Linked DNA regions of Homo sapiens: region 1 is linked to region 2. Evidence: read pairs that join two places in POLR2A ChIA-PET (ENCODE). Cell type or tissue: GM12878. All regions are shown on one strand. Each heading gives the region's core, and the rest is flanking DNA. Links, peaks and the distances in the headings are about the cores only.

Region 1 (9,403 bases), core at 6,894-9,393, 54 kb before region 2:
CCGGGCGTGGTGGCGCGTGCCTGTAATCCCAGCTACTCGGGAGGCTGATGCAGGAGAATCACTTGAACCCGAGAGGTGGAGGTTGCGATGAGCCAAGGTCGCGTCATTGCACTCCAGCCTGGGCAACAAGAGTGAAACTCCATCTCAAAAAAGTAAATAAATAAAAAATAAAATAAATAAATAAATAGATAAAAACATGTATGTGTGTTTTCATATGAGATAGAATGGAGTGTGTGTGTGTGTGCCTTCCGACACTGAGACACAGGAAGAGATAGCTGCTTCCCTAGAGGTGAAGCAAAGTGCATCAGACACACGTGTGCAAACCCCACCGATCCTAGCACAGCTGCCTGCACTCACCTTTGAGGCAATAATCCAGCTCGAACAGCTCACTGTCTTCCGCCTGCCTCTCCCAGAAAACCAGGTAGTGGGTGATGTTGCCATTGGGGTCGGAGGGTGGTTTCCACTTCAGAATAATCTGGGATGATGAGTTAGACACTGAGATTGGATCCAGGGGCACAGAGGGGTCTGTCAGGGAGAAAGGAAATGGGTCCATCATGAGAAACAGTGTGCAAAGAAAGCTGGTGGGAGGATGGCGGGGGACACACAAGTTAAAGACATCATGAGGGCACCCATCCCAGCATTTTGGGCGGCCAAGGCAGGCGGATCACGAGGTCAGGAGATCGAGACCATCCTGGTTAACACAGTGAAACCCCGTCTCTACTAAAAATACAAAAAATTAGCCAGGTGTGGTGGTGGGCGCCTGTAGTCCCAGCTACTTGGGAGGCTGAGGCAGGAGAATGGCGTGAACCTGGGAGGCGGAGCTTGCAGTGAGCCGAGATTGCGCCACTGCACTCCAGCCTGGGTGACAGAGCAAGAGTCCGTCTCAAAACAAAACAAAACAAAAAAGAAAAAAAAAACCACCACCAACCAACCAAACAAAACCCAAAAAACCCAAAGTAACGGAGGTGGCCGAGGGAGCTGGGGATGGGGAGGGAGTCCAAACACCTGGGAGCTAGAAGTTTCTGAAAACTGTAAGTCTTTTGGTGTCACTAAAAGATACAGGATGAATGAGCGGGGATTAACTGAAGAAGATAGGGTTGATTTATAAAGTTTGAATTCGAGGCCAGGCACAGTGGCTCATGCCTGTAATCCCAGCACTTTAGAAGGCCGAGGTGGGCGAATCATCTGAATCACCTGAGATCAGGAGTTCGAGACTACACCTGGCCAACATGGTGAAACCCTATCTCTACTAAAAAAAAAAAAAAAAAAAAAAAATTAGCTGGACATGGTGGTGGGCGCCTGTAATCTCAGCTTCCTGGGAGGCTGAGGCAGGAGAATCTTGAACCTGGGCAGAGGTTGCAGTGAGCTGAGAATGCGCCATTGAACTCCAGCCTGAGAGACAAGAGTGAAACTCCGTTAAAAAAAAAAAAAAAAAAAAAAAAGCTTGAATTTGAGCCTACAGGACGGGGTTTCTCACCCTTAGTACTATTGGCTTTTAGGACTGGATAATTCTTTGTCATGAAGGAGGGTGCATCCTGTGTGTTGCAGGACATGGAACAGCCTCTCTGGCTTCCGCCCACGAAATGCCAGTGGTTTCATCTCCACAGCTGTAACAACCAAAAATGTCTCCAGACATTGATTGGCAGCTGTTCCCTGGCAGAGCAGTTAACCTCCTTTGGGAACTACTGCTATAAGAGAAGCACTTAGGTTTTACAAAAATATAATTAGGCCGGGCCCAGTGGCTCATGCCTGTAATCCCAGCACTTTGGGAGGCCAAGGTGGGCGGATCATTTGAGGTCAGGAGTTCCAGAGCAGCCTGGCCAACATGGTGAAGCCCCATCTCTATTAAAAATACAAAAATGGCTGGGCGCGGTGGCTCATGCCTGTAATCCCAGCACTTTGGGAAGCCGAGGCAGGCGGATCACCTGAGGCTCGGAGTTCGAGACCAGCCTGACCAACATGGAGAAACCTTGTCTCTACAAAAAAAAAAAAAAAAAAAAAATTCGCCAATCGTGGTGGTGCATGCATGTAATCCCAGTTACTCGGGAGGCTGAGGCAGGAGAATCGCTTGAACCCGGGAGGCAGAGGTTGCAGTGAGCTGAGATAGGGCCATTGCACTCCAGCCTAGGCAACAAGAGCGAAACTCCATCTCAAAAAAAAAAAAAAAAAAAAAAAAGGCTGGCATGGTGGCTTATGCCTGTAATCCCAGCACTTTGGGAGGCCAAGGTGGGCAGATTGCAGGTCAAGAGATTGAGACCATCCTGGCCAACATGGTGAAATCCCATCTCTACTAAAAATACAAAAATTAGCTGGGCGTGGTGGCACGCCTGTAGTTGCAGCTACTTGGGAGACTGAGGCAGGAGAATCACTTGAACTGGGACGGGGAGGTTACAGTGAGCTGAGATCACACCACTGCACTCCAGCCTCAGTGACAGAGTGAGACTCTGTCTCAAAAAACAAAACAAAACAAAACAAAAATTAGCCAAGTGTGCTGTAATCCCAGCAACTTGGGAGGCTGAGGCAGGAGAATCACTTGAACCTGGGAGGTGGAGGTTGCAGTGAGTCCAGATGGCGCCACTGCACTCCAGCCTGGGTGACAGAGTGAGACTCCATCTCAAACAAACAAACATAATTAAATTGCTGTGAAATACTCCAGGCCAAAACAAACAACAAAACAAAAAGAAGTAACAAGTGGGAAGAGGGAACAGGCGTCGAGATGAAACAAAAATGACCAAAGGCTGAAGCTGGGAGGCGGCTAACTATGGGGTTTTGTTCTGTGTTGTGAATATTTGACAATTTTTCATAATAGGATGAAAAATATAAATATTCCCATCAAGTGGCTTGTTGCTACTGCCTCGTCTGAAACTATAAGCCTCAATACCCAGCTCCTTTAAAAGCCAATAACTGACTGGGCAAGGTGGCTCACACTTCTAATCCCAGGACTTTGGGAGGCCGAGGCAGGAGGATCACTTGAGGCCAGGGGTTCAAGACCAGCCTGGGTAACACAGCAACGTTCTGTCTCTACAAGAAATACAAAAATTAGCTGGGTATAGTGGTGCATGCCTGTAGTCCCAGCTACTCAGGAGGCTGAGGTGGGAGAATTACTTGAACCTGGGAGGCGGAGGTTGCAGTGAGCCGAGATCATGCCATTGCACTCCAGTCCGGGTGACAGAGTGAGACTTCATCTCAAAGAAAAAAAAAAAAAAAAGCCACACATGGTGGTATACTCTGGTAGTTCCTTCTACTTAGGAGGCTGAGGCAGAAGGATTGCTTGAGCCCAGGAGTTTGAGGCTGCAGTGAGCCATGATCACCCCACTGCATTGCACTCTAGCCTGGGTGACAAAGTAAGACCCTGTCTAAAAAAAAAAAAAAAGCCAATAACCATATCAAGGAGCATTTTATACAACCTCACTGCATCAGCCTATTAAAAGCAAGAGGTCTGATTCACATACGAATTCACATTCCCAAGACACACTCACTGGTGGCATCTGTCTGGACATAAATGATGTCACTCTTGGCCCCATAGGTCCGGCGTTCATCCGAAAAGGTGACCAGGGTCTTCACAAAGATGGCATACTGGGTCCAGGGCTTGAGACCCCGCATCAGCCACCCTGGGTGGTTCTGTGATTTGGGGTCGTTGGACCTCAGGGGTGGGTCAATGTCTACCACCGTCCAACTGTTGGAACCACACGCATCCTGCCCGTCGAACTCCGTCACATTCTGATAAGGGCTTTCAAGACAAAACAGCAGAAGGCAGTTACCCTTACAAGACCGTCACACTGAGTGCCGTGCAGATGAGGCCTGGGAAGTTACATCCCATAGGGTCACATGTTACTCACCCAACAATCTAATGCCACAAGAAAAAATAACTCGGGAACAGCCAAAGAGAAAGGAACTGTCAACCCTGACATCTCAATGAAAAAACACAGCTTGGGCATCCCTTATTCAAAACACTTGAGACTTGGCCAAGTGCAGTGGCTCACGCCTGTAATCCCAGCACTTTGGGAGGCCGAGAATGGCGGATCACCAGAAGTCAGGAGTTCGAGACCAGCCTGGCCAACATGGTGAAACCCCGTCTCTACTAAAAATACAAAAATTATCTGGGCATGGTGGCAGATGCTTGTAATCCCAGCTATTCAGGAGGTTGAGGCAGGAGAATTGCTTGAACCCGGGAGGCAGAGGTAGCATCAGCTGAGATCGCACCACTGCACTCCAGCCTGGGCGACAAAGGGAGACTCTGTTTCAAAAACATAAATAAATAAATAAATAAATAAATGCTTGGGACCAGAAGTGTTTTGGATTTTGGATATTTTGGGGTTTTGAAATATTTGCATTTTACTAGTTAATTTGCATTGTACTGGTTCAGCATCTCTAATCTAAAAATCTGAAATCTGAAATGCTCCAATAAGCATCTCCTTTGAGTATCAAGTCGGCCCACAAAAAGCTTTGGATTTTGGAGCATTATAAATTTCAGATTTTCAGATTAGGGATACTCAATCTGTAATAATAGTAATAGCAGGAGCTCCCTCACAAGTTACTGATAAGATTAGACTGTGTGTCAGTGCTCAGCAAGGCACAAGGTAAATCTTGAGGGCTAGAACTATTATTAATATTACTACTGGTCAGGTGCGGTGGCTCATGCCTGTAATCCCAGCACTTTGGGAGGCCAAGGTGGGCAGATCACCTGAGGTCAGGAGTTTGAGACCAGCCTGGCCAACATGGCAAAACCCGTCTCTATCAAAAATACACAAATTAGCTACGTGTGATGGTGTATGCCCATAATCTCAGCTACTCAAGAGACTGAGGCAGGAGAACTGCTTGAACCCGGGAGGCAGAGGTTGCAGTGAGCCAAGATCTGCCACTGCACTGTACCCTGGGCAACAGAGCAAGACTCTGTCTCAAAAAAAAAAAAAAAATTGGGGATAAAAAAGAAAAATAGATAAGCAATACATTTGATAACATCCACTTAGTAGACTGAGCTCCTGACTACTAAGGATGTCTGATGAGACATACACAGGCAAGGCAAAATAGAATATTGCCCCAGGAAACTGGCCAGTCCGGGCTTCTATGGGAAAGCTGTCTGCTTCCATTTTAGGCATTTGATAAAAGCAGACACTATTGACTTTGCATGCCATCGACTGGTGAGATTGTAAAAAGGAACCTAAGATATTTATTCCAGGAGGAGGAGGGAGATAGACAGGAACCCAAGAGGGGCAGATTGGAGCACAAACGTAGCAAGCACAGAGCCAGCCAGCCCTCGCCTCCTCAGCGTCTCTCTAACTCTTCTACTTACGCCTCTTTGTAGAACAGCATGAACCCCAAGAGGTCTCGGAAGTCGGGGGGCCAGTACGGCTCCCATCTCAGCAAGATCTTGTCAAAAGATGTCCGAATGTAAGAAAATTTAAGTAACTCATTTTCACCTGGAAAAGTTAAAACAAAAGGCAAAAATGAGCTATTTCAGTGTAGTTTCAGACCAAAGCCTGGGACCCCCACACTTCCTGGAGGGACCGTGAGAAGGCAGAGGTGACGCTGCTATTCCCTTAAGGGTCTCCTCCCCATGTGCCTGGCTGAGTATGAATGGGGGAAGATTCAAAGGTAAGAGCCAGTTTTGCAACTTGGCCACTCACACTCACGTAAGCCAATGACTTGACTCAGCCAGACAGTCAACTGAATAAGCGCAGTCTGTACCCGCGCAAGAAGGACAACCGGCCAATAGTTATTGGAGGAAGGGATTTCCAAGGGTGATGTTTGTCCTGACACAACGTTGTCTCGCATATGGACTTGTAAGACTGACCTGGAAGGAGGTGCAACTCCAGTGCAAATAAACCTATGCCAAGTGAGTTTAGAGACCCTGCAGATCATTAGACATCGGAGAGACGCATCTAAGTAATTCTCTCTGCCTAGAAGACAAACCCTCTCCTAAACCTCACCCCAACCTCGCTCTCTCTCCTTGCACTACATTTTTTTTGAGACAGTCTTGCTCTGTCACCAAGGCTGGAGTGCAGTCCACCTACCGGGTTTAAGCAATTCTCATGCCTCAGCCTCTCAAGTAGCTGGGATTACAGGCACCCACCACCACGTCCAGCTAGTTTTTGTATTTTTTTTTTTTAGTAGAGATGGAGTTTCACCACATTGGCCAGGCTGGTCTCGAACTCCTGACCTCAAGTGATCTGCCTGCCTCGGCCTCCCAGAGTGCTGGGATTCCAGGCGTGAGCCACCATGCCCAGCCCTTGCACTACATTTTGACATAAGTAACTAACTCCCCATGAAGGTATCCCAGAAGCCCTTGGCAGCTCACTGTTTAGAATCTGTCAGGGAAGTGCAGTCAGCAGGCAGCCTGCAGCTGCAGAAACTGCAGGACCTGCTGTAGCATTCCAGCCAAAACCTGACTCTCCCTGGACAGCCCCCACCTATGACTGAGCTTGGTAGATGCCTGGCCGTCCCTTTGCAATGCAGAACTTCCCTGCAGACAACCGTGGCCTTGATCTCTTTCTGGGTTTGGCCAAGACTCAGGGATGCATCACCATCTGAGACTCTCCCAGCCCTATCCTCCCTCCTTCCCGCTCTCTGTTCACAGAGGTCAGACACACGCTATTGTCAAAAGGCTCTTCATGGCTGAGCGTGGTGACTCACACCTGTAATCTCAGCACTTTGGGAGGCCGAGGCGGGAGGATCACCTGAGGTCAGGAGTTCAAGACCACCCTGGCCAACATGGCAAAACCCTGTCTCTACTAAAAATACAAAAAAAAAAATTAGCCGGGCTTGGTGGCATGTGCCTGTAATCCCAGCTATTCTGGAGGCTGAGGCGAGATAATTACCTGAACCCAGGGGAAGGAGGTTGCAGTGAGGCAAGATCACGCCACTGCACTCCAGCCCTGGGTGACAGAGCAAGACTCTGTCCCAAAAAAAAAAAAAAAAAAAAAAGAAGCTCTTCCTCTGTTTCATATTTTATGAATATTACCCTCAATACATTTTCTGCACTCCTAACTTCAACTTGGCAGTCACTTCCCAGGAGATGCAGACTGACATAGGTATTTTACTCAACTTTGAAGTCTTCAGCATCAGCCTGATACACATATAAGAAGGTGTCATCCATTCATCCATCATTCATTCATCCATTCATTCAGTGCTTGTATGACTTCATCCCGTATCCGGTACTATATGGCACAGTAAGCATAGTGATAATATTAATAAATGTGCAGAATCTGCCCTCAGTAAGAAAGCCTATCACACAGTGAGTTGTTAGAGGGAAGTAATACCCCCTGGGGGTGACTGTGATGGATGAGAGAGGACAGCCACATTATCTGGTTTGTGGACCACTTACAGCAGGGGTCCCCAGCCCCTGGGCCACAGACCAGTACTTATCCATGGCCTGTTACGAACAGGGCTGTACAGCAGGAGGTGAGTGATAGGTGAGCAAGTGAAGCTTCATCTGTATTTACAGTCACTCCCCATCGCTTGCATGACCACCTGAGTTCTGCCTCCTGTCAGATTAGCGGCGGCATTAGATTCTCACAGGGGTGTGAACCCTATTGTGAACTGTGTACATGAGGTACCTAGACTGCACACTCCTTATGAAAATCTAATGCCTGATGATCTGTCACTGTCTCCCATCACCCCCAGCTGGGACCATCTAGTTGCAGGAACACAAGCTCAGGGTTCCCATTGATTCTACATGATGGTGAGTTGTACAATTCTTTCATTATATATTACAATGTAATCATAATAGGAATAAAGTGCATAGTAAATGTAATGCACTTGAATCATGCTGAAACCATCCCCACCCACCACCAGTCCATGGAAAAACCATCTTCCACTACACCGGTCCCTCATGCCAAAAAGGTTGGGGACCAGTGACTTACAGGATGCCTGGTCCCCATTGGTCTTCAGGGCAATGTCGTTTCTCTCCTGGCGCCCCTTGGTTCCTGAAACTTCTTCCATCTTGTGGATTTCTGACAAGCAGAGTTTGGGGTTATAGTGGAAGAAGAGTTTCCCCTGAGTGATGGTGAGGTTGTGTTTGCTCCAGTCCCAGAGCTGCCTTAGGTTCTGGTTGTCCAAGGCATAGAAGGAGTAGTTCCTATGGAAAAAACACACACATCTAGTCATTCAACGGCTGGTCTTCTACAACTCCAAGATGGTGTGGCCATGCTCGGAGTTGATCTTGTTCAGTGCTACGTGCCTAATCCTCTCCACTTGCTTGGCACATACTCAACACATATTTGTTGAATGTGGATAACAGAGGAAGTTGAGGAAGTTTTCATGGCCAGGAAGGAGGCTCAGCTCAGTCTTGAAGAGGGGTGGTGAGTCTGTGATGGACTGAGGAATAGGTTTTGCAGAAACCAATTTCTGCAAATAGGGGAAATACTGATAACACAGAGGCACCTAAGCTGAGTTCAGGGAAGAGCAAAGTAGCCTGTTTTGGCCAATAGGTGACAGGAAATAGCTGTAGTTGCAATGGACCAGACCCTCTAGTATATTGCATGCCAGACCAAGACCAAGAACATGTGGCCATCCTTAATAAGGAGAAAGGAGCCATTGAAGGTTTTTGTTTGTTTGTTTGTTTGTTTTATTGAGATGGATTCTCACTCTGGTGCCTAGGCTGGAGTACAGATAATATAGTCTAAACTATATTGTTTAGACCACCTTCTCAAGTCACTTACCAGCTCATGTTGATTAACATGTCCTTTTGTCCCTTTCCCCATTTGCTGTCTGTTCTACAGATGTGAGGCTGGGGCTGAGGCAGCCATCTTGTGACCATGAGGAGCACAAAGATGGAAAGAATCTGGGTCTTCCACAGACCTCCTGCCTATGAGTCAATCTTGATCTAGCTAGTTTGAGTTTCTGCTGTTTTGCTAATAGAGTTTCTAGGACCTCAAGGAGAAGGTTGGAATATACTGGAATATACTGAGATGGAGTCCATCCCAGAAATTAGGATGGACAACCGGGACTAAGAGGGAATGTTCATTTTATGCATGCCAAACTCTACTCACAATGCAGCCCAAACAGCAAATTTAGCAAAAATTCCAGCCTGTACCCTTGGAGGATGGGCACCAAGGTTGGGCTGCTCCCACTTTTGTTTCTCAAGAATGACTATAAAAAAGCTTTTACAATTTTTGGCTGGATGGACCTTTAGGCACATTCCAAGTTCTTTTTTCCCGAGGTTTTGCCAGATATACTTTTATTTGTTTTTTATTTGTTTTTATTTGATTTTTAAAAAATCCTTAAGTTTTTCCTTTTCTTTTCTTTTTTTTTTTTTGGACAGAGTCTCACTCTGTCACCCAGGCTGGAGTGCAGTAGTGTGATCTTGGCTCACTGCAACCTCTGCCTCCCAGGTTCAAGCTATTCTCCTGCCTCAGCCTCCCAAGTAGCTGGGATTACAGGCATGCACTATCACACTTGGCTA
Region 2 (9,995 bases), core at 3,377-5,876:
CGGCCACGGATCCTATTTTTACAACTTGTGCCAACTCTAGGTAGGTTCGGTCTTGTTATGCCCATTCGAAAAACTGGGACTAACAGAGCATATGTTATGCAGTGACCAAGAAAATTAAATAAAATAATAGATATAAAACACTTAGCACAGGGTCTAGTATTTGGTAAGTCTGCCACACATCGGCAATTATTATTCCTATATTTTAAATTTTACTGGTAACATAATAGTATGATTTGAATATTTGTCCCCTCCAAAACTCATGTTGAAATGTAATTCCTCATGTGGCAGCATTGAGAGGTGGGGCCTTTCAGAGGTGATTAAAAGGGCTGTGTCCTCATAAGTGGATTAATCCATTCATGGATTAATGGTTTATCATAGGAGTGGGACTGGTGGTTTTATAAGAAGAGGAAGAGAGACCTGAGCTGACACTCTCAGCTCCCTCGCCATGTGATGCCCTGCTCCCTGTCAGGACTCTGCAGAGTCCCCACCGGCAAGAAGGTCTTCACCAGGCCGAGCGCAGTGGCTCACGCCTGTAATCCCAGCACTTTGGGAGGCTGAGGCGGGCGGATCACTTGAGGTGAGGAGTTTGAGACTAACCTGGCCAACGTGGCGAGACCCCGTTTCTACCAAAAACACAAAAATTAACCGGCTGTGGTGTTGCGCACCTGTAATCCCAGCTACTCGGGAGGCTGAAGTGGGAGAATCTCTTGAACCCAGGAGGCAGAGGTTGCAGTGAGCTGAGATTGTGCCACTGCACTCGAGCCTGGGCAATAGAGTGAGACTCTGTCAAAAAAAAGGAGGAGGAGGAGGAGGAGGAGGAGGAAAGAAGAAGAAGAAGAAGAAGGCTGGGCGCAGTGGCCACGCCTGTAATCCCAGCACTTTGGGAGGCCGAGGCGGGCGGATCACCTGAGGTCAGGAGTTCGAGACCAGCCTGGCCAGCACGGCGAAACCCCGTCCCTACTAAAAACACAAAAATGAGCCGGTTGTGGTGGCACACGTCTGTAATCCCAGCTACTTGGGACGCTGAGGCAGGAGAATCGCTTGAACCTGAGAGGCGGAGGTTGCAGTGAGCCGAGATCACACCACTGCACTCCAGCCTGGGCTACAGAGTGAGATTCCATCTCAGAAAAAAAAAAAAAGAGATCCCTCCTTTCAGGATAAAGTTTGCATGGACTCTGGCATCACACTGGGTTTCAACTTTTCCTTTCTAGCTATGTCCCCTTCTCTAGGCAATTCAGCTACTCCAGGCCCCCCGTCCACTTACCAGGACACAGGAATCAGAGTAACACCCATCTGGCAGGGCTGTTGTCGGGATCAAGTACAATTATACAGCAGGCTTGGGGTTCTGAAGCAGCTGGGAAGATCCACAAGCCACGATATATTGAGCACCAACTGTTTACAGCTATCAAGCATGTACTATCCACCAGGCACATGATCCTCCTAGCAATTTTTTCATTTTTCTGCACAGCACCATTTGGGAAAGGCTAAGTCAGAGTCTGGGGTGGGTTGAAAGCTAGAAGACACTCTGAGCCTATGTCCTCGGTAAAAAAAAAAAAAAAAAAAATCAGGAGTGACCCATGCTCAGCTGATAGCATTAACGGGGAAGGAAAGAGGGCGACAGAGACTCTTCCCCAACATCTATCTAGCCCAGCTTGGCACTTTGGACCGCAGCCTGTATGGAAATTCCTGGCCTCTGATGACCTCAAGCTGTCTTGGTCTTTAATCCTGACTCTGAACCTGTTTCCTTACTCAGATAGAGGTCTGACTTTTGACATGTGTCCCGTACACCCAGCACCCATCTGGCTTCCTTATTTTTTTGTTTTTTTAAGAGACAGGGTCTTGCTCTGTTGTCCTGGCTGGTGTTCAGTGGTGTGACCGTAGCTCACTGCAGCATCAAACTCCTGCGGTCAAGCAATCCTCCTGCTTCAGCCTCTGGAGTAGCTGGGACTACAGCCATGGGCCACCACAGCTGGCTAATTTTTTTATTTGTTTAGAGACAGGGTCTTGCTACATTGCCCAGGTTGGTCTTGAATCCCTGGCCTCAAGTGATCCTCCCACCTCGGCCTCCCAAAGTGCTGGGATTACAGGCATGAGCCACGGTGTCCAGCCTGGCTTCCCTATTTGGCAGTGATTATGTCCACTCCTTGCTCTTGGTGGAGGAAACAGCTGTGTCCTTGGGGAGGGCCAGGCTGTAGGTAACTACGCTTCCTTAGAGGAAGCTATAGGTATAAGGAAGTTTGCTTACTCCAGGGACAGGGAGGCCAGCTCCCTTGCAAAAAAGGCAAAGAGGGAGGCCAGTGAAAAACTGGCTAAAACTGTCTGGGCACTGTGGCTCATGCCTGTAATGCCAGCACTTTGGGAGACTAAGGAGGGCGGATCACCTGAGGTCAGGAGTTTGAGACCAGCCTGGCCAGCATGGCAAAACACCATCTCTACTAACAATACAAAAATTAGCCCAGTGTGGTGGCGTGCACCTGTAATCCCAGCTACTCGGGAGGCTGAGGCAGGAGAATTGCTTGAACCTGGGAGGCAGAGGTTGCAGTGAGCTGAGACTGCGCCACTGCACTCCAGCGTGGGTGACAGAGTGAGACTCTGTCTCAAAGACAAACAAACAAAAAAAACCAACTGGCTAAAACTAAAGAGGTTACCATGTGCCACTCACTACACTTTACATGTCACAAGCATTAATTACCTCATTTGATTTTCACCCAAACCAAGAAATGGAAGTATCTAGAGAAAGAAGCCCAGCATAAAGACACAAGGGAGCATTTTTGGAGGTAACCATTGACAGAAATGAGTTAAAGAAAATTCAACTGGTGTCCAGGCTCTGGTGTAAAATTCTGCTTTGGGGTGAAACGCAGGGTTACCTGGGCACACTGTGATGGTCCTGGCTAACCAGTAGCAGGTGGGCTTTTGCAGAGATAATCCAGGGCCCTGTGATGAGTTGGTCACCCTAGTGACCCAATTTTGGCCTCCAGATATTGGCTTCTGGCCAATTCTAGGAGGATCAGGAAGCCAAATTTAGCACAGAATGTGCTGCTTCTTCATTGAACTCCTATTCACCCTTCAAAACCCAGTACAAAAGTTCCCTTCCTCTGTAAGGCAGAGTATAGCAAGAAAAGCTAGGGTTCTGAAGCCAGAGAGACTGTGGGTTCAAATCCTAGCTCTGTGAAAAGATTGTTGTGAGGACCATGTGCCTGGGAGACAATACATGCTCAATAACTCTATACAGCTGGTGCTCAGTAGTGACTTATGGATATTCCCAGGTGCTTCAAAGCCCTCAACCTGATGGATATTACTCTATTAAACCCAAAATTTCCCATCTTCCCTCCTCTAAGCCACCAGAATAGACTGGAACAAAAAAAAATTTTTTTTTTTTTTGAGACCAGTCTCGCTCTGCCACCCAGGCTGGAGTGCAGTGGCATGATCTCGGCTCACTGCAACCTCTCCCTCTTGGGTTCAAGCCGTTCTCCCACCTCAGCCTCCAGTAGCTGGGACTACAGGCGTACACCACCACACCCAGCTAATTTTTGTATTTTTAGTAGAGACGGGGTTTCACCACGTTGGCCAGGATGGTCTCGATCTCTTGACCTCGTGATCCGCCTGCCTCAGCCTCCCAAAGTGCTGGGATTACAGGAGTGAGCTACCACACCAGGCCAATTTTTTTTTTTTTTTTTTTAAAGACAAAGTCTTGTGACATGCTCAAACCAGCTCATGCAAATCTCCGTTTCAGTCTTTCTCCCTCAACCTCAAGCCCTGACACCAAGCAGGGCTGTTTTCCAATTGGCTTTTCCTCTGCCAAGAATTTCCCCAGAGCACAAACAGAGGCGTGCAGCGAAGTAAACACGGGAAGCTCTGAAAACCCATTCATGGGCAACTCAAAGGTGTCGAGACATCAGGGTGTGTGGCCGAGCTTTCCGCCATGGGGGCAGCGAGCCTCCACGAAGCCCAGGCGACTTGCCGACGGCCCCACTCCAGGTGACCAAGCCACATCTCGACCAGAGGAAGGAGAACATACAAAGAAAGACACTGTCTCTGCCGGAGGGCGATGGTCCAGGCAGTGCACCCTGGGCGAAGGGGCCAAGAAGCCGTAAGATGTGCGTCCCGAGGAAATGCACCGTGGTTATAAATACAGCAAAGAGTGTTTGGATGAAGCTGGTGTCTGAAAGTGGAGACAGTCCTGGCTAACCAATAGCAGGTGGGCTTTTGCAGAGATAATCCAGGGCCCTTTTCACAGAGACCTAGGGCTGTAAGGAAGTCCCCCAAACGCCCAATAAATATCCAGGTTCTTGTCTCTAAATTAGCTGGCTGAAGAAAACTTGGTCCAAACTGCATCAGAGGTGGGGGTGGGGGAACAGAGGAAAGAAAAGGGGATGAGAGAGAGACAGACAGACAGACAGACAGACAGAGACAGAGAGGGGAGTATCCCATTAAGGCAGCAGGGCAGCAGCAAAGAGGAGAGAGGAGGGGAGAGGGGAGGTTGTGGCCACATGCTGTGTAACACTTAGAGTTTCCTATGCACCCAGCACTATTCCAATTATTAACCATTTATTTCCCCCAACAATCCTAGATGTTCCCATTTTACAGAGGAGAAGACTGAGGCACAGAGAGGTTCAGTAACCTGCCCATGGTCACACAGCTATTGAGCGGCCGAGCCACAAGAAGACACTTGCTCCATCAATGTTACTGTGGGCCAGTTGCCGTTATAGGTGTAAGATGATTCCTCAGGGAGAAACGCTAATGTTCCCCTTCCCCGACACTTTCTCCAGATCAGCTTAGGGGTGCTTGAGTGCCTGACCCGCCACCCCCGCCCCACCACCAAGCCAAAATGCTTGAGTGACACTCTCTGATTCTCCAGTGTACCATGTCACCAATTAGGTGTTTCAAGAGGGGCTTCCAAGAGGGAAGGACCTTTCTGTTTTCTTCCCTGTGGCTATGTCCTGACTCCCCAGCCCAGCACTTGAGTAATACATAAACCCACCTTCATTAAATGACTATCATCATATTCCTCCAGATTCCTTGGTCCCCCAAGTCTAGGGACGTGGTTTTTGTCGGTAGCATGGCAGTGTCAAACCACAGAGCCACGAGGCTGATGATGGGCTCTTGGTTTCCATTTCCCCCCCCTCAAAAAAAGAGCAGAGAATAATTGCAGAGTGCCCCTCACCCCCATTCCAGCACCCTGGTCCAGGGGTCCTCAAATGGAGGCGATTCTGCCCACCAGGAGACACCTGGCAGTGTCTGGAGACATTTGTGTTTGCCATGCCTCGGGGGCGGCGCTCCAGGCATGGAATGGGTGGAAGCCAGGGATGCTGCTAGCACCCTCAGTGCCCAGGACGGCCCCACCCCAGAGAACAATCCAGCCCCAGTATCCGCAGGCCCCAGGTGGAGAAACCCCGTCCCGGAATGAGAAGCCCCTCTCCTCCACCACATCAAAGCCAAGATGACAACGTCTCTGAGTTTGACACAAGGTTAGGGGGAAGTCTCATTTTTCAAATGGCTGGCTGTAACACTAAAAAAGGAAAATTAAAAATGTCTGAGGATCGGCCTAGTGTGGTGCCTCACGCCTGTAATCCCAGCACTTTGGGAGGCCGAGGTGGGAGGATCACGAGGTCAAGAGATCGAGACCATCCTGGCCAACATGGTGAAACCACATCTCTACTAAAAATACAAAAAAAAATTAGCTGGGCATGGTGGCGTGTGCCTGTAGTCCCAGCTACTCAGGAGGCTGAGGCAGGAGAATGGTTTGAACCTAGGAGGTGGAGGTTGCAGTGAGCCAAGATCGCACCACTGCACTCCAGCCTGGCAACAGAGTGAGACTCCGTCTCAAGGGAAAAAAAAAAAAAAAAAAAACAACTCTAAGTACCAACTGCAGTGGCTCCTGCCTGTAATCCCAGCAATTTGGGAGGCCGAGGCAGGAGAGTTGCTTGAGCCTGAGAGGTCAAGACCATCCCTGGCAACATAGTGAGACCCCATCTCTACAAAAAATATATAAAAATTAGCCAGGTGCGATGGTGTACACCTGTGGTCCCAGCTACTCGGGAAGCTGAAGTGGGAGGATTGCTTGAGCCCAAGAGGTCAAGGCTACAGTAAGCCATGATCACGCCACTGCACACCAGCCTGGGCAACAGAGCCAGACCCTGTTTCCAAAAAAAAAAAAAAAATGCCTGAAGGAGGAGGTGAATCCTAGAAACAGCCCAATTTCATCTCCATATACCCCTACTCCAAACAGGTTTCCAAATTGCAAAAATGGCTGATAAAAAAAATTCTTTAAGCTGATGTAAAAACTAATGCCCTCCTCCTCCTGCCAATTTTGCTACTCTTGAGCAAGATCTCAGCAGCTCCACTTGGATGCTGGAAATATATGCCAGAGGAGACTTATGATGCTAATTTCCTTTAGTAAACAGTTCAAATCTTGTCTTGGACACCAATGAAATAAGAAAAGCTAGCCACAGGCTGTGTGGAATTCCTTCCTCTTAACACTAAGCATCAGGCATTCCATGACTTTTGCTCTTGGGATGGCAAACATGAATGTTTCTAGAACACTGAGTTTTCCAGCATATACCTTTTCTGGTTATTTTCAATAGGTTTGGTGTGAAAAATTAACGAATTCACTATTTGTTGCTGGACAGTCCCTCTGGAACAAAGAACTGTGTGTCAAATACCAGCTGAATAATCAAGCAAACATTTGCATTCTTTTTTTTTTTTTAAAGACAGGGTCTGGCTCTGTTGCCCAGGCTGGAGTGCAGTGGCGTGATCACAGCTCACCGCAGCCTCAACCTCCTGAGCTCAAGCAATCCTCTCAACTCAGCCTCTCAAGTAGCTGGGACTACAGGCATGCACTACCACACCTGGTTAATTTTTGTATTTTTTGTAGAGATGGGGTTTCACCAAGTTGCCCAGGCTGGTCTCAAACTTCTGGACTCAAGCGATCCGCTTGCCTCAGTCTCCCCAAATGCTGCAAATACAGGCATGAGCCACTGCACCCGGTCAACATTTGCATTCTCGTCGAAAGATCACGTGCTTTTTCCAAAGCATGTGAGAGTTTTGCATCGACTCCAGCCAGCTTAGACCTAATGTGGGTCCTCCCCTTTCACCAAGAGGACCCGGCTATTGCAGATGCCCTTGCAAGTTACAAAACATGTTCTCCATCAAGCCACACAGGGTTATGGATCGGAAAGGCAGCCCACCCTGATGAAAACCACAGTCGCGGTACAGATTGTTTTGTTTTTGTTTTTGTTTTTCCAGAACACTGATATGTATCCTCAATGGTTAACATTGTGTCCTAAAAGGTGTTTTTCTGTTTCTTAACATACCAGAAACAAGATGGTCTGAGACCGCGACCTTCACACTAGGGTCATATTTCAACACAGAAACCAGGGTAGCATCACCCAGAAAAAAAAAAGGGAGGGGAGGTAAATCAGACTGTCCCAAATCTAGGGCCTCTCTCAGGGCACAAGAAACAGCCCCAGAGGGCCCCCATGGGTCCTGCTCCCTAAGGCCATTTGTCCCTCTTCACTGTGGTACAGGGTGGTTCTGAAACGCACCCTAACTTTAGTGATGACACAGGGTCCGGCAAGTATCCAGACCTATAGTCCAGCAGACTTTCCATGAAGACCTGCCCTAAAATGAATATCGACACTTGGCCAGAAGCAACAAAATAACATTCCACTCTGCTGGAAAATTGAGGCGGGGGCTTAAAGGCTTATTTTAACAGCTTAACAGCTTAGCAAAATAAATCTGCTGTCATTATACACAGACAAATGTCGTTTATGTCTCTTGCATCTATGAGACAATCAAGATTTCATGATCACACCCCATTTACTCAGTGAGGCTAAAGACAGGAAGGTCAAGAGTATTAACAATTATATAATTATCCTCTGCAGTAAAACAATTGAGGCATTCCACTCAAATCAGAAATGAGACTGGGCTGACCATATTCAGCTGCGTCACTGAACACTGTTCTGGAAGTTCCTGCCATAACAAGGTTAACAGCAATAACTGGTCTAATTATTGGCAAAAGGCAAGAAGTCATCATTATCTGCAGATGCTGCAATTATAGAGTTGGAAAATTGAAGGGAATCAATTGCAGGGCTTTTAGAACTAGTAAGCATTTAATAAGGTAGCAGTAAGTAAAGAAAACACAATCCCTGTCCCCTATGCTACAAAATAATCACTTTTAATACTTCAAAACATCTCCCTTATATTAGATGATAGACACACGGATAGATGGAGAGATGAATGGACACATGGATGGGTGGATGAATGGGTGGGTGGAGGGATGGATGAATGAATAAGTGGATGTATGCATGGGTGGATAGATGGATGAGAAGATTGCTGGGTGAGTGGTTGGAAGGGATGGAGGGACAGGTGTGTGGATTGTTGGCAGAGTAGACAGAAGGATGGATGGATGGATGGATGGATGGACGTCTGGGTGGGTGGATGGATGGATGAATGGATGAGTGGATGTATGGATGGATGAATGGATGAGTGGATGTATGGATGGATGGGTGATTGGATGAGTGGATGGATGGATGGGTGAGTGAATGGATGAAGGGTGACTGAATGAATGGATGGGTGAGTGGATGGATGATGGATGAATGGGTGAGTGGATGAATGGATGGATGGATGGATGGATAATAGATGGTGGGTGGTGAATGGACTGGATGAATGGATAGATGGATGGATGGATGGGCAGATGAGCAAGTGGATGGAGGGATGATGGATGGATGGATGGATGGATGGATGGATAGATGGATGGATGGATGGATGGATGGATGGATGGATAGATGGATGGGCAGATGAGCAAGGGAGTGATAGATATAAAGCCAGCAATCTAAGAACAATGCTTACAAGAAGTAGACAAACTGTGTCTGAAGCAAAATCACAAAACATTTCTAAGAACAGGAAAGAACCCTTGGGAAAATGGAGAGGAAATCCATGACATAGGAGAGTACAAGTAAATACTGCCAAGGTGCTCCTTCTCTCCATCAATTTATGGACTTCACATACAATCAACCCCATAAAGGGCCTCTGGGTCTGTGTTTTCCTTTTCCTTTGCTTCCCTTTTTCTTTCTTGGAACTTAGCTACAGTTTTTAAACTTTTGGAAGCATAAACAAAGCAAGGATGCTTTTGAAAAATGAAAAAGAAGAATTACTCTGGAGGATACATTTACAGTCTTTTTTTTTTTTTTTTTTTTTTTGAGACAGGGTCTTGCTCTATTGCCCAGGCTGGAGTGCAGTGGCACAGTCATGGCTCACTGCAGCCTCGAACTCCTGGAGTCAAGTGATGCTCCCACCTCAGCCTCCCAAGTAGCTGAGACCACAAGTCAGTGCCACCATGCTCAGCTAATTTTTCTTTTTCTTTTTTTTGTTTGTTTGTTTTTGTTTTTGTAAAGATGGGGTCTTGCTGTGTTGTCCAGGCCGGCCTCAAACTCCTGGCTTCAAGGAAGTCTTCTGCCTCAACCTCCCAAAACACTGGGTTTACAGACATGAGTCAGCGTACCCGGCTCAGAACTTTTATCCATATTGTTCTCGGCCACATTCTCAGAGGCTCGCACAGCACCTGGCTCTCAGCAGATGGACAGAAGGCACAGGTCAATGAATGGGCAGCTTAGGTAGGGAAGATGGATTTGAAGGCCATGTAAGCAGTTAAAGGGATGGGACTCAGTAATTGATCAGGTGTAGCAATGAGGGAGAGAAAGATTCCCAGCTCTAGACTGAGGTCAGGCTGTGAGCTCAGAGCAAAGCCTGCAGTTCATCTTGGTAGCAGCTGGATCACTTTGAGCACAGTGCTGACCTTTCTGTCAGCCTCAACTTCTCCCTCTGCAAATTAGGAATCCTAACAGTGTCCACCTGGTGAGGTCACTGAGGCGATGACAGGATAAACCACACCAAGTGTCTAGCTCATAGCATGGTACTCCACCTTTCAGAAATATTACCTTGGCTGGGTGAGGTGCTTCATGCCTGTCATCCCAGCACTTTGGGAGGCCAAGGCA

The links. Peaks named below come from ENCODE experiments on the same cell type or tissue, not always from the same donor. Only the 100,000 strongest peaks of a DNase experiment are listed, where the experiment ranks them.
Region 1: POLR2A ChIA-PET joins it to region 2 with 6 read pairs; 4 of 35 experiments call an interaction of 5 or more read pairs at or near these places.

What each region holds. Positions count from the first base shown.
Region 1 is chr19:7,162,675-7,172,077 of GRCh38, forward strand. It overlaps INSR (insulin receptor), which reads right to left. Exons shown (of 22, transcript NM_000208.4): 6 at 7,863-8,077; 7 at 5,294-5,420; 8 at 3,480-3,730; 9 at 358-525. Among named protein-coding and RNA genes, the nearest start is that of ZNF557, 98 kb to the left of the region's middle. In GM12878, for the core only: no CTCF peak of the experiment used is centred there; no DNase peak of the experiment used is centred there.
Region 2 is chr19:7,220,584-7,230,578 of GRCh38, forward strand. The region is part of intron 2 of INSR (insulin receptor); the gene reads right to left. Among named protein-coding and RNA genes, the nearest start is that of INSR, 69 kb to the right of the region's middle. RefSeq lists a silencer at 1,581-1,781. In GM12878, for the core only: no CTCF peak of the experiment used is centred there; no DNase peak of the experiment used is centred there; H3K27ac peaks cover 445 bases.